2 separate regions of the Mus musculus genome follow, and region 2 is linked to region 1. The links are chromatin loops, found by intact Hi-C in ENCODE. Cell type or tissue: left cerebral cortex. All regions are shown on one strand.

Region 1 (8,000 bases):
AGAGACAAAGTTTGGAGCTGAGATGAAAGGATGGACCATCTAGAGACTGCCATACCTGAGGATCCATCCCATAAACAGCCTCCAAACGCTGACACTATTGCATACACCAGCAAGATTTTGCTGAAAGAACCCTGATATAGCTGTCTCTTGTGAGACTATGTGGGGGCCTAGCAAACACAGAAGTTGATGCTCACAGTCCACTATTGGATGGATCACAGGGCCCCCAATGGAGGAGCTAGAGAAAGTACCCAAGGAGCTAAAGGGATCTGCAACCCTATAGGTGAAACAACAATGCGAACTAACCAGTAACCCCCAGAGCTTGTATCTCTTGCTGCATATGAATCAGAAAATGGCCTAGTTGACCATCAGTGGTAAGAGAAACCCATTAGTTGTGCAAACTTTATATGCCTCAGTATAGGGGAATGACAGGGCCAAGAATTGGGAGTGGGTGTGTAGGGAAAATTGGGGGTGTACGGTATGTGGGACTTGAAATGTAAATGAAGAAAAAACCTAATTCAAAAAAAAAAAAAAGAAATCCAGATGAAACAAAAAAAAATTAAATTAAATTAAAAATTCCTTTATATATTATTTCTCTTACATTTACCTCTTTGTGGTACCCAGTAGCTTAACAAAGAACTTGTTTTTGTAAACCTAATACCATCTTCACAGTGTTCTTACCAAACCCACTAGGATCATACTCAAGGTTGTTCTGATGCAGGCAGCCTCATTGTTTTGGGTTATAAAAAGCTCCATTTTCTTGCAAACAGGATTTAAACATCACTAAAATAGAAAAACTTTGGTTTTGTAAAGAGGCCACTGTGTGTGTTTTAGTCACTTGAGCATGAGTTTTCCAAAGAGGCCACTGTGTGCTGTTTCAGAGCCCTGGTGTACCAATACAATATTCTCTTTGCTCTCTTTTGTTATAATTCAATCATAATGTCTGTTCAGGTATATTTCTGTTAGGTACAGGGGAACACCAGGGCCAAGAAGTGGGAGTGGGTAGGTGAGTGTGGGGGAGGAGGGTATGAGGGACTTTTGGGATAGCATTGGAAATGTAAATGAAGAAAATACCTAATTAAAATTAAATTAAATTAAAAATTAAAAAACAAAAACAAACAAACAAAAAAGAGTTGGAGCGTGGAGGTTAGGAGGTAAAGATCTGTTAGATCCATTAGTGATGTAGGTAAAGGGAGTACATTGCAGGGGTTGGGAGCTGTAGCAGGTGTTGTCCTGCAGAGTTAGGGACAAGCCTGGGGGATGGAGTTAAAGGAATGGAGGGTGAAATTAAGATGTACAGTTAGTCCACCTGCTTCCCTGGTAAGAATTGTATCTATGTTACTTGTGCATGTGTCCCCCTCCCCATTGCCCACTCTGTGTGTGTGTGTGTGTGTGTGTGTGTGTGTGTGTGTGTGTGTGTGTGTGTGTGTGTGTTCTGACAGGAGTACACCGTGCAAGAGTCAGTTTCTGACTGTCATCACATGCATCCAAAAGATAAAATTCTCATTTTAAGAGGACTTTCCCACTGAGCCGCCTCACAGATGTATCTGGATTGTTTATAAAGCACACTGTTCTATCCCCATATATCTGGTAGATGTAATTCAGTGAGTTTTTGCTCTCTCCTGTCAGGCTTATTGGAATCCTAATTCCTAATGCTATAACTATATGCTGGGAGTTAGATCCCCTTTTTTTGGTGGGGTTATATCCTTATAAGAGGAATATCAGAAAGCTCTCTTGTATTTCCTGCATAGAAAGCTACCAGGAGAATTAGGTTGCCTCTAGTCCTGAAGACATCCCTCACTAGAACCTAATCATTTTAGCACCCTGATCCCAGACTTGCAAACTCCGATGAAGATCATAAAGATAGACATGAAAAATTAACAACTTATATCATTTGGCCTAAATTTCTTGGGAATTTATTGACAGAGATAGATTTAAAGGTAATGTTAAGGGTATGAGCTAGAAATTTTGCCTTGCTTGTATTCTGTAAGTCTTTGTCTTAGGGTCCAAAGTACTGTATCACCTCTGTTAGTAGTTAAGGAAATAAAACCGTTAGATTGGTTGACATTGCCTCATCCTGCTTCCTGTTTATGCTACATCAGTGTCTAAAACTTCCTGTCCTGTTACTTTTCCTTTATATCATCTGAAATTGTAGAATGAAAGTAATTATTACTCCCTGAGGCTCAGTTATTTGCTCTCATTTCACAGTGGCTTTGTATATTTCAAATGATAAGTCCTTCACTAAAATTATCAAGCCTTGTCTCCAGAGCTATTTGAAGTGATTTCTCCTAAACAGCAGAAAGCTTAGCTATCACAACACCCGTAAATGAAACAAGAAAGGGCAGGTTGTCCTGCCAGCAGCACTCAGAGCAGCTGACTGGAGTGAATGAATTAGTCTATTCTGCCGTTTGTGTTTACCCAAATTGTGATAGTACCACAGTGAAATTGGTTTTGCTTTTTCAGACATTTGCTAAAGAATTAAGCAGTACCCCAGCACTTGGGAAAAGCCAAGGCACTTTTTGCTTATAGGAATGACTGCTTAGTTCAACTTTCCAGTTACTAAACTATACTAGGTACTGTGCTGGGACCTTGGAATAGTAAGGGTGAGGGGGCAGCACAATGTCACATCGTTCAAGACATATTCATCTTCTAGTCAGACATTAAGGAAATTGCAGCCTAGTAGAAGGATCATGTGCAAGATTGATGCCAGCAAAGATGAGAGAACTTTAACTCTACCTTGAGAGAGAAAGACATCTACCACAGGAACTTAAGTTAGGTCTTAAACGTAAAATGATATACCAAAGTGATAGAGTGCTCTTCTAGCATTCATGAGGCCCTGGGTTCAATTCCGGTACTGGAGCGAAAAGAGTCACAAGATGGATCAGTATGGAGTGGGCTAGAATTCTAAGCTAAGAAAAGAGTATACATAGAGGCTCAAACATATAAAAGAATTCAACTTATTCTGGTCTCTAAATATACATGGATGAAACATTAGAAGGATACCCAGGAAAGACAAAGGTCAGGAGAGAATGAAATGGTACTGTGGCTTTGAGGGGTCTGGAGAAGCTAAAGCCATGAAAATCCTTGGCAACAAAGATGAAACACTTGCTTAGCTACAAAAGTCATGGGACTCCACTACAGAGTTCCTGTAGGGAAGTAGGACTGAGTTTGCATTTAGAGATAATTCTAGCAGCAGTATAGAGTGTGAACTAGAGGCACAGCCTATAGTGTTAAGAAGAATTATTGTGCACTAAATGAAATAATTAAATATTCAAAGCCTTTAACTGGCACCCTAATAGTATAGGAAAGAGGGAAGACATGGGTAGAAATATTTGTAAATTAAGATCAAGACTACATGATGCTTGGTTGAACTTTGGAGATTAGAGAAAAGATTTAGTGGTATTCAAATCCCTACTCAATTTACTAGAGTAGGAGATAGTGTCAGCCAAAAACTTGGGGGAGGACAAAATACATTTCATTACTTTGGGATAACAGTTGGAAATTTGTTGGGCAGTACAAGTCAGGTAGGTATAAAGCTTGGAAAAGATGATCAGACTAGACATGTTACCCTGTTACCCTAAAAGTCAGAAAACATGAGAATGAAATTGTGATGAAAGATAAAAGAAAAAAGGTGGAGTCAGACACCAGAAGGAAACAGAGAGAACTCCCTAGGAACCTTGCAATTGAAGTATATGTGATGGGTGTGATAGTGGGTGCATTTAATACTAGTACTGGAGGTGGAGAAGAGAGTCGAGAGTTCAAGGCTAGCATGAGCTACCCATCAAGTTCAAGGCTAGTCTGGGCTGCACAGCTAGACTCTCTGTCTGTACAAATAAATGCATGAATGGATGGATAAATAAATGATTTTAAAATAATATGAGCTGTCGAAGATATCAGTTTATATCATTAGTTCACGCAGGGAGTTATCCTACTTACATTCCTCTGGCTGTAATAAATGTCATACCCCAAAATAACAAGAGAAGGAAAGTGTTTGTTTATCTTACAGGATATAGTCTGTCATCCAGAAAAGCCCAGGCAGGAATGCAAAGCAAGGACCTAGAGAAAAAGGAGCAAGAGCGGAGAGCACAGAGGAATGCTTCCTATTGTTTTGCTCTTTTGGCTTGCTCACCTTGCTTTCTTATACAATCCAGAACCACCTTCCCAGAAGTAGCATCTCCTAAAAGAAAACTCCTCCACAGATATGCTCACTAGTCAATATGGTAGAGGCAATTCCTCAACAGCAGTTTCCTCTTCCCAACTGACTAGTTTGTGTCAATGGCACAACGAACACAATTGATCTCTTGTCAACTTAACATACAAATGCATCATTTTAAACCATAGCCTTTCTGTTCTTGTTCATGCTCAAGATGTCATGTCAATATTAACTCCTGTATTAGTTACTTTTTGGTTACTGTGAGTAAACATCAGGACCAAAGTCAATTTAAAGGAGAGAGACAGAGTTTCCTCTGGCTTGCAGTTCCAGGGAGTTAAGAGTACCATGGCAGGACAGAAGCATGGCAGCAAGCAGCACACACAGCAGCTATGTGAGCAGAAAACTGAGCAATCACATCTTCAAATGAAAGCACAAACCAGAAAATTAACTTTCTTAAACTTCCTTCTCTGGTCTGCCATTTTTAAATCTACCAGTAGGTGGAACTCTGGTATTTACTAAATCAAACAACGTTTGCTTAACAGTGCCTTTGTTTCCTGCTCTAAACACTATGTAGTATTTAGAAAAAAAATGCCAGTCTCCAAGGGCAGAAACGTGTCTGGTACTATAAGCCTAGCCAAGAATCCATGGATGAGGAAGTCATAGACCTGAGAAAAGAACCTACCATTATCATTTTGTTAAACAAAAATATTATTGAATTCCTTTTAAATACTTCTCTTTATAACCATAGGTTAGCTCAACTCTTAGCCCTCATCATGGGAACATTTCTTGAAGTGGACAATAGTTATAAGAGACATAAACAATCAAAATGTAAACAATCATGACTCTAGGACATTTGACCATAGCTATGGCATCTATATTGCATCCTTTCTCTCCCAAGGCTTAGGGAACATTATGGAAGAGGAACAAGAAAATCTTAAGAGGCCAAGGTTGGGAAGAACAGCTACAAAAGTGTCTTCTGGACATGGCTTAGCTGGTACCTAATAAACTCAGAATAGCAGTGTTTACCTAGGCAAGACCTGCACAAGACTAGACCCATCAGCCTTTCATCACTAAAAAGAGATGGGCTTAAGAGATCCCCTCATCCCTCCCTGAGAAATTATTATATTGAAAAAATGGTAGCTGGGAGAATCTTTGTCATTTTCTTTAGCAGTATGGCAACTGATTGGTTGGCCATACTCCAGTAAACAGCCCTCACTGTGCTCAAGCAGAGAATCCTAATTAAACTCAGTGAGTCATACAAAAATGACATAGAAGTAGGAGAGAGACTTGTGGGGAAGTGGGGATGGGTCAGAGTACTAAGGAGAGAAGGACTAAAATTCACTATGTACATATATAAATCTGTCAAAGATTAAAAATAGGTCAGTTATTTACATAAAATAGAGATAAAATGTGTAGTCTTTCAATGATTCAATGGCATGAATAATAAGAAAATTATCATGAAAAACTTTTATTTATTTGTTTACATTGAGTAGGGTCATTTTAAATACCTTAAAACTGAGAATATGATTAAAGCACAGTACATTCATGTAATAATATGGAACCATTACCAGTTTTATGTTCAAATATTTTTAAGTGTGTGTGTGTGTGTGTGTGTGTGTGTGTGTGTGACTGTGGGCATTTGAGGACAGGGAACAATTTGTATGAGTTGATTCTCTTTCCACCATGAATTTCAGGAATCATACTCAGGTATGATGGTATACCAACTTGTTGGCCCTACTCCAGGATATCTAGTGGCACTTGTAATTACAGAGGTTAGGAGATACCTCAGACAACAAAGTAATTGTTTTGCAAGCATAAGGATCTCAGAACTTATGCATTAAAGCCATACATACGTGGTGTTGTATACTTGTAACCCCAGTGTTGAAATAGAAAGATCCTTGAGACTCATTGGCCAACCAGAAAAGACTACTCAGCAAGCTCCAGGCAAGTTTAAAAAAAAAAAACCTTGTCATGGAGCCTGATATAGCTGTCTCCTGTGAAGCTATGCCAGTACCTGGAAAATACAGAAGTGGAAGCTCACGGTCATCCATTGGACAGAGCCCAGGGTCCCCAGTGAAGGAGATAGAGAAAGGACCCAAGGAGCTGAAGAGGTTTGCAGCCCCATAGGAGGAACAATATGAATTAACCAGTACCCCCCTCCCGAGCTCCCTGGGACTAAACGACCAATCAAAGAAAATACATGGTGGGACTTGTGGCTCTAGCTGCATATGTAGCAGAGGATGGCCTAGTCGGCCATCAATGGGAGGAGAGGCCCAAGGTCTTGCCAAGACTCTATGCCCCAGTATAGGACAATGCCAGGGCCAGGAAGCAGGAGTGGGGTGCTTGGGGAGCAGGGAATGAGGGGAGGGAATAAGGGGTTTTTGGAGAGGAAACTAGGAAAGGGCATAGCATTTGAAATACAAATAAAGAAAATATCTAATTTAAAAAAAAAAAAAAGAAACCTTGTCACGTTAAACAAGGTGATTTTTCCTGAGGAAAGATATTCGAGGATGACCTTTGTCCTCTACATTCATGTGCACACAAGTAATCTCTCTCTCTCTCTCTCTCTCTCTCTCTCTCTCTCTCTCTCTCTCTCTCTCTCTCTCTCATACACACACACAACAAAGAAGGTAAAATACAAAATTAATTTTATCAGAATTTACAAAATTATCCATACACATAGGCCAGACACATGGCTCAACAGGTAAAGTATTTGCCTCCCAAGTCTGAGGATCAGAGTTCAGATCCCCAGAACCCATGAAAGAAAGCCACATTGAGCTATTGTTTTTAATTGCTAAGTAGTACTCCATTGTGTAAATGTACCACATTTTCTATGTCTATTCTTCTGTTGAGGGACATCTGGGTTGTTTCTAGCTTCTTCCTATTATAAATATGGCTGCTGTGAACATAGTGGAGCTTGTGTCTTTATTACGTGTTGGAGCATATTCTGGAGTGGTATACCTGGATCCTCAGGTAGTACTATGTCCAGTTTCCTCAGAAACCACCAGACTGATTTCCAAAGTATTTGTACCAGTTTGCAATCCTACCAGCAATGGAGGAGTGCTCCTCTTTCTCCACATCCTTGCCAGCATCTGTTGTCACCTGAGTTTTTGATCTTAGCCATTCTGGCTGGTGTGAGGTGGAATCTCTGGGTTGTTTTGATTTGCATTTCCCTGATGACTAAGGATAACGAAGTGTTTCCTGAGTTGAGAATTCTCTGCTTAGCCCTGTTCCCCATTTTTTGATAGGGTTATTTGGTTCTCTGGGGTTGAACAATTTCACAAAATTCGCAGGCAAAGGGATGGATCTAGAAAATATCATCCTAAGTGATATAACTCAGTCACAAAAGAACACACATGGTATGTACTCACTGATAAGTGGATATTAGGCAAAGAGCGTGGAATTTCCACGATACAACTAACAAAGCATATAAAGCTCAAGAGGAAGGAAGACCAAAGAGTGGATACTTCAGTCCTACTTAGAAGGGAGAACAATATACTCAAGGGAAGTAGAGGGTGGGAGGGACTTGGGAGGAAGATGGGGGGAAAGGGGGCAGAATTAGGTGTTGGAGGAGTGGAGGAAATGTGCAGACAGTCAGGAAATTGAACAGAGGTATGTAGCAATGGGGAACGGGAAACTGGGACTAGCAACCAGAAAGTCCCAGATGCCAGGAAAGCAAGAGTATCCCAGGACCCCACAGGGATGACATTAGCTGAAATAGCCCACAAAGGGGAGGGAGAACTTGTTGAGACCATATCCAAAGGTTAGGCATGTATGGCCTTCCATGTTGTGGGATGGGGCCACTCACCCATCTCCAAACTTTTAACTCAGAATTACTCCTGTCTAAAGG
Region 2 (8,000 bases), 290 kb after region 1:
ATATAAACAAAAAACAATTCTATGTGGGTTTTTTTTTTTTTTTTTTTTTTTTTGGTTAGCTGTGTAAAAGTCTTCCCAAAAGAAAGGCACCTGGATGGTATTATATAATGGCTCTAATAATGTGTTGCAGTTTGTTTTTGCATTCACATTCCAACATGATTTTGTATCCATGTTATGATATTAAAGCACACACCTTCCCCCAATTATGTGAGAGTTAGATACAAATATCAGTGTATGGGCTGAAGACATGGCTCAGTGGTTAAGAGCACTTGCTGGTCTTCCAGAAGGCCTGAGGCCATCTCATTACCAGCTTGAGAAGCTCACAACCACCTCTAACTCCAGCTCCAGGGAATCTAACAACCTCTTCTTGACACATACACAGTTTAAAAATATCCCCAAACCCCACAAATATCAGTATTGCTATGCCTATTAGGTGTTACAAAGATGTGGGAAAGTGTATAGGCACAGACATAAAGTAGATGCTAGGTGCTAAGATAACAATAGACATGTATAATATATAAATTAATAGAGTACATAGAAGAGGCCTGCAACCTTAGCACTTAGTAGGTGCAGGCAGGAGGATCAGAAAGGTAAAGTAGAACATTAATGGTATCATACTTGTCAACTTGACACAAACCTAGATGTCCCTTCAAAGAGGACTCTCAATTGAGTAATTACCTTCATTAGACTGGCCTGTGGGCTTGTCTGTGAGGCATTTTCTTGATTGCTAATTGATATGGGAGGAGCCAGTCCACTGTGGGCAGTGCCATCCCTGAGCAGGTGGGCTCATGAAACATAACAAAGTAGTAAGCCACGGTGAATTAAGATTTTCTCCATGGTCTCTGCTTCAGTTTTGAAGCAGATTCCCGCCATGGCCTTCCTCGATGCTGGAGCAGAAGGTGAAGCCAACCCTTTATATACCCAAGTTGCCTTTGTCAGCATTTTATCACAATAACAGAGAAGCAAATCAGAACACTTGAGTTCACAGTGAGTTCCAGGCCAGCCCAGGATACTGCAACCCTCTCCCCCAAGACAGAGTTTCTCTGTGTAGCTTTGGCCATTCTTTTTTTTTTTTTTTTTTTTTAAAGATTTATTTATTTATTACATGTAAGTACACTGTAGCTGTCTTCAGACACACCAGAAGAGGGCGTCAGATTTCGCTACAGATGGTTGTGAGCCACCATGTGGTTGCTGGGATTTGAACTCTGGACCTTTGGAAGAACAGTCGGGTGCTCTTACCCACTGAGCCATCTCACCAGCCCAGCTTTGGCCATTCTTGAACTCATTCTGTAGACCAGGCTGGCCTCAAACTCAAGAGATCAGCCTGCCTCTGCCTCTGCCTCTGCCTCTGCCTCCTCTGCCTTTGCCTCTGCCTCCTCTGCCTCTGCCTCTGTCTCCTCTGCCTCTGCCTCTGCCTCTGCCTCCTCTGCCTCTGCCTCCTCTGCCTCCTCTGCCTCCTCTGCCTCCTCTGCCTCCTCTGCCTCCTCTGCCTCTGCCTCTGCCTCTGCCTCTGCCTCTGCCTCTGCCTCTGCCTCTGCCTCTGCCTCTGCCTCCTGCGTTCTGGGATTAAAGATGTGTGCTAACGCCTTCCCGTTTTTAAAGTGTTATAGGAGCTAGGTGTAGTGGCTCACACTTTTAGTTCCAGCACTCAGGAGAAAGAGGCAGGCAGATCTTTGTGAGTTTAAGGACAGCCAAAGGTACATAGTGAGATCTTGTCTAAAACAGTAAAAAAAAAAGAAAGAAAGAAAGAAAGAAAAAAGTGTCATAGAAGCACATAAAACATCGCAAGCAGTTTGTTACAGAATCTTTATGCAAGGCTGATAAAACAAAAGGAAAAGAGCAGAGAGAATTAAAGCAAATCTAAATCTCTATGATGCACAACTTGGGTGATGGTTGTGTCTTTAAAACACATTTTGAAAAATATGATCTGAGGGGCTGGAGAGATGGCTCAGCGGTTAAGAGCACTGACTGCTCTTCCAGAGATCCTGAGTTCAATTCCCAGCAACCACATGGTTGTTCACAACCATCTGTAATGGAACCTGATGCCCTCTTCTGGTGTGTCTGAAGACAGCTACAGTGTACTCATATAAATAAAATAAATAAATCTTTAAAAAAAAGAAAAAGAAAAATATGATCTGCCGGGCGTGGTGGCACACGCCTTTAATCCCAGCACTCGGGAGGCAAAGGCAGGCGGATTTCTGAGTTCCAGGCCAGCCTGGTCTACAAAGTGAGTTCCAGGACAACCAGGGCTATGCAGAGAAACCCTGTCTTGAAAAAACAAAACAAACAAACAAACAAACTGATCTGCAGTGAAACAAACAGTAATGTTCACAAATGTATTACATGCCTCTCAACATTTTTTAGGTACCTTGGCTATTAAGTTGGAGTCATTTGGGTATATTCTGGTCAGTGGGTCATGAAAATTGATTGGGTTGTTTCTATTTCAAGACTCTTAATACTAGTTATTAAAGAGCTCGCTTGAGTCATGTTCTGCCCAGAAAGATGTTGATCTTGGAAGCAAGGAACATTGAAATGAATAGTTGGGAGATAGAAACCCTCTAGTTCTCTGAAGATCTAGAGGGCAGCCAGGAAGAACTAGCCAGCTTTAGGAAATACCATGAGAATGAGACGAATTTTCAAGCTAAGTTGGGGGTATAACAATGTTATAACAATGAAGCCTAGTCTAGCTCATCCAAATTCAAGAATAAATGTATTTCACAGGTTAATTGTGTACGTGCCTAAGTGGGTGGAATTTAAAAACATCTTTTCTATAGTTGGCATACTAGTTTCACTTATAGAAATTGTTTTCACTCCATTCCACATCTCAATTAGACTCCACTCACAAAGGAAAAACATTGGTGCTATCTTCCTCGGAATTCTTGACTAATTTTCAGGTGTGCCCAATCATTTAGAGACATTTTTTAATTTAAATTAAAACTTAAAAGATTTAGATAGATCCTCACCTGTCCTAGGCTGGCCCAAAACAACGTATCTGAGGGTATTGAATACCCTTAGCTTGCAGGTGTATATAGTGCTGAGTATCACCCAGAGCTTCTGGGGCACCAGCAAGCATTTTACATCCTTGATTATCTACATCCCTTTTCCTCTTTTCCCCTAGATGGCGTCTCAGCATGAAGCAAGGACTGGCCTGAAACTCCTCATGTTCTTGACTCTGCCGCCGAAGTACAGTACGAAACGCGAACGCAAAGTTGCAATGATAACAGCAACATTTAAATATTATTTAATTGCATTTCTGCGGCATACCCATTTGGAACGTAAGTGTTAGCTAGATGTACATTTATATGCTCATGTTTTTAGGTAAACAAGTAGCCGGCTCTGACATAAAAAGATTGCTACTCTAAGTTAAGTCTACACTTAACTCGTTAGGCTTAATACCGACAGGAACTTTACTAAGAGCACTTACATCTTAAGGCCAAAATTACTTTCATTTATTTCTCCTTTCAGCCCTAGGGAAAAAGCAGTCATATACTGCCATGCTTTCTTCAACGCCAGTGTGCTATTTCTGAAGGCCTACACCGTGGATTAACAAGATCCCTAAATGGACCCAAAAGAAAACCGCACTAGACCAGAAACCCAGTGTGTGGACGCTCTGGAGGAGAATTGGCAGGAAACCTCGGGGAGAGCCTCTCGCCACCGGGAGCCTCCGCCCGTGTTTCCTTAGCTCCCGCCTCAACAAGCCCATTGGCGGTCGGGCGGTTGCTAGCTTCCTCCGCAACTAGGGCGGGCCGGAACTTTTGTCTGCCGGAACCGGTGTACGCCGCTCAGTGTTGTCGACCGGCGTCAAGGCGACGAGGGTGCTGTTCTCTTCCTCCGGCTGCGGTGGCTGTGGAGTTCAGCCCAGCCAGTCTGGTAGGAGCACAGTCGTCCGGACTGTGTCTATGGTCGCTCCGCGGGCCGCTTTGCTGGCTGGTGCATTTGTATCAGGGCAAGCAGTATTATTCCATGGCAGGGAACTTCTGGCAGAGCTCCCACTAGTAAGTGAGCTTCCATTTTCTCGCCTGGGGCCGGGGCTGGGGCACAGGAGGGCTGGGCCTGCCCATCCCTCGGGGTTTCCATCCTGGCCGCTGCGGGTGAGCCCTCCCTGGGAAGCCGGGGGTCCGAAACGTGATGCTGTCGTTTGCGAGCCTCCCCTCTTCTCACAGAGAGATTTCGGGAGCAGAGGGGAGGTGAGCTCGAAGGATGGGTAAGAGGTAAGGGGTTTGATCTCCGGGAAGGGAGTCGGAGGCGGTTTCATTTCAAATTTGGGGTTTGATTGGTGGGATGATGTGGGCACCGGCAAGGGAAAGAGTGACCCATTGTAGCTCTGTGAGGTTCCCTGCTTTGGATGGACATGGTTGGCTATTGCTAGCTAGCTTGTTTGTTTGTTTGTTTTTTCATAGCAGTGATATTATAATCTCTTGTCATTCGCCTTACTGTAGATTTAATATTTACTCAGAGGAGAGGAGTGAGTCGTGCTTGTTTCTACCTGCTGCTTCCTGGCCCAGCCTTATGCCTAGATTGACACCACTACCCCCATCCCCGAAGCAGTGTTTCTCACGTTGAGGGATGGCTGCCCTAAAACTCACAGGCTGGCATCGAACTTAATGAAATCTGCCTGCCTCTGCTTCTGCTTCTAAGTGTTGGAATTAAAGGCATGAGCCACCAATTGCAGGCTCCTAAATTGACTTTAATGCTTCTAGAATTTGCGAGCACAGGGGCTCTCAAAATATATCCATTTTCATTCATTAGCCAGTGTCTTATATTTTGCCTTAAAGTCGTGTATTTCCCAGATTTTGTCCTCTTCCTTTAACCACTTAAATCACTAAATTTTAATGTCTTTCAGTGACCATGGAAGGGCTAAAGTAATCTTAAAGATATTTGTCTCTAAATACATTTGGTTAAACATGCAGGAAGTTGTATGCTTGGGCTAAGCGTTGAGCAGGCTTTCCACTAAATACATAAAAAATGAACAGGACTAGATAGAGACATTTAGTTTAATTAAATTTTAGTGGGAAGAGAATAACAAAATTTTAATTCTGTGAATTGGTTTGCTTGTTTCCCTCTTTGCCTGAGAATAAAGAAGAAGAAGGGGGAAAAAAAAAGAAAGAAAGAAAACTGAATTTGGAAACCTGTTTCTGAAAGCAGGTCCTCCCTTGCTACCAAGTGTTTCTGGGAAGATGAAAGGCCAATGAAGCATCACTGGGGGACATTATTTTACATTGTTCTCACTCACTGAGATGTTTCCATTAAAAAAATGAAATACAAAAGGGGATGACCCAAAAAGGTGGGATAAAGCTTGGGCCTGTACTTAATCCTGGTGCTCAGATAATGCCTTGATTGCCTGTCTCAGTGACATAATACTAAGACAGGCAGTAGTAAGTCTTTGGATATAGCAAGAGTCTATCTTCCAGGATGGTTCTTAGTCTAGAGGGTCTGAAAACCTGTGTGCTGGTGTTTGGTACACATGACACTATGAAGGAAATTGAGAAAGAGGTAGAGAAGCTTTGAAACCATCAAGAGATTCTTTACCCTCAAGTTTTCCTGTTTTTTGTTTTTTTCTTCAAACGATCTTGCTGAGGCTGCCAGTGGGCTGCTGAAAAACTAGAGAACTCTGATGAATAACTTACCTGAGAGTTTGAAATGGCGTCTACAGCATCCTTGTTAATCGACCAGACAGTACGGGAGTCACACTGATTGACACAGATTTATATCCAGCAAAGCACTCACAAATATATTCCACTCACAAATAGCACTCACAAAAACCAAAGAGATTTTATTGGTCCAACAAGACTGAGAAACTTGGGGGTGATGGTGAAAACACTGATTGAAAAGGGGATTAAATTAGAAAAATATAAAATTTGCTCCAGGTCTGAATGTATTTGAAACAGGTGAGCATGTATTGAAGAACTCAAGTATTTCATTGTTGAACATAATTTACTAAGGATTTTAGAGACCTATTCTGAAGAGTTAATGCTGAAGTTTCAGAGGTAAACTGGTGCTCTACCTCAGCTGCATTCCCAGCCAGACACTGTCTTTTATCAATGTTTTAAGTACATACCTCCAAATAAATAAATAAATAAATAAATAAATAAATAAATAAATAAATGGAGGAAGAAGAAGCTGGGTGAAGCACTGCATGCCTTTAATCACAGAACTTGGTGGTGATGGGGAGGGGCCGATCTCTGTGAGCTTGAGGCTGGTCTGATCCATGGAAGGAGTTCCAGGATAGCCAGAGCTAACCAGAACCAAACAGACAAATAAAGACAGAGAGAGGTGTGCCTCGTAGAAGATGGTAAGCTTATTGAATCTTAATGTTTTAAATGCTTTGGCTTGTTGGCTTTTTTCCTATAAATTTATTTATTCACTTTACATCCCAATATCAACCCTCTCTCCTCCCAGTACCTCAAGCAGCTCCTCCCCTTCCCATCCCTGCTGTTGCCTTTCTATGCCATGTTTTAAATCTTTACCTTCTCTAGTTTGCAGTGGATTTTGGATAAACAAGATCTGTTGAAAGAGCGCCAAAAGGACCTAAAGTTTCTCTCAGAAGAGGAGTATTGGAAGTTACAAATATTTTTTACAAATGGTAAACTTTTATATTGGTTGAAGTAGTATACTATAGCTGGTCACTATTTTATATGGTAATTTCCATGAGTTGTTAAAGTCTATAGTTAATGCTTTTATTTAGACAATTATCATTTCAGTGTTCTGGGTAATACTTTTCGCACCTTATGTATTATAGCCCAGTGTTGACTAATCTCAGGCATTTCTAGTGAGGTCCATTTTTAAGGTTGGCCTAAGCAAAATACTTTAAGAATAAATGATTATTTAAATTAGCATCCAGTAGTTCTCATTTTACCTTATAACTTTGCATAAGCAAGAAGATTTAGTCGCCAGGCGGTAGTGGCGCACACCTTTGATCCCAGCACACAGGAGGCAGAGGCAGGTGGATTCCTGAGTTCGAGGCCAGCCTGGTCTACAAAGTGAGTTCCAGGACAGCCAGGGCTACACAGAGAAACCCTGTCTCGAAAAATCCAAACAAAAGATGATGACTTGGGAACAAAACACCCATGGAAGGAGTTACAGAGACAAAGTTTGGAGCTGAGATGAAAGGATGGACCTCGTAGAGACTGCCATATCCAGGGATCCACCCCATAATCAGCATCCAAACGCTGACACCATTGCATACACTAGCAAGATTTTATTGAAAGGACCCAGATGTAGCTGTCTCTTGTGAGACTATGCCGGGGCCTAGCAAACACAGAAGTGGATGCTCACAGTCAGCTAATGGATGGATCATAGGGCTCCCAATGGAGGAGCTAGAGAAAGTAGCCAAGGAGCTAAAGGGATCTGCAACCCTATAGGTGGAACAACATTATGAACTAACCAGTACCCCGGAGCTCTTGACTCTAGCTGCATATATATCAAAAGATGGCCTAGTCGGCCATCACTGGAAAGAGAGGCCCATTGGACTTGCAAACTTTATATGCCCCAGTACAGGGGAACACCAGGGCCAAAAAGGGGGAGTGGGTGGGCAGGGGAGTGGGGGTGGGTGGATATGGGGGACTTTTGGTATAGCATTGGAAATGTAAATGAGCTAAATACCTAATAAAAAATGGAAAAAAAAAAAGAATTACAGGAAAATACAACCAAAAAAAAAAAAAAAAAAAAGATGATGACTTAGTCAAGAGACCTTTTCTGTGTCTGGGATAGCTTTGTTGCCTATTTTGTTTGTTTAATTGTATTTATTTTTTTATATGTATGAGTATTTGGCCTGTATCTGTGCATTATATGCTGTGCCTAATGCTGAGGAGGTGTGGCTCCCCTGGGACTGGAGTTACAGATGGATATGAGCCACCTTGTGGGTGTTGGGAGTGGAACCCAGGTCTTACTATCGCTCCCATCCTGCCATCTGATCTTCACCATGTTACTCTCTGCAAACCTACCTTTTTCCTTATATCAAAGATTAACTATGAATTTCTTGGTAAATAACAAAATCTATC

The links. Hi-C counts contacts between places; a loop is a spot of excess contacts. Peaks named below come from ENCODE experiments on the same cell type or tissue, not always from the same donor. Only the 100,000 strongest peaks of a DNase experiment are listed, where the experiment ranks them.
Region 2: it touches region 1 in a loop (4-fold over the local background); 2 of 42 quality-filtered maps call a loop at or near these places.

Annotation. Positions count from the first base shown.
Region 1 is chr4:21,432,227-21,440,226 of GRCm38, forward strand. No RefSeq gene overlaps it. Among named protein-coding and RNA genes, the nearest start is that of Prdm13, 250 kb to the right of the region's middle. In left cerebral cortex, a CTCF peak has its summit at 4,644 (motif pointing right); a DNase peak (open chromatin) is centred at 4,701.
Region 2 is chr4:21,723,921-21,731,920 of GRCm38, forward strand. It overlaps Ccnc (cyclin C), which reads left to right and starts at 3,781. Exons shown (of 12, transcript NM_016746.4): 1 at 3,781-3,995; 2 at 6,477-6,583. The coding sequence starts at 3,964. In left cerebral cortex, a CTCF peak has its summit at 3,115; DNase peaks (open chromatin) are centred at 3,135, 3,758 and 4,488; H3K4me3 peaks cover 1,942 bases; H3K27ac peaks cover 1,181 bases.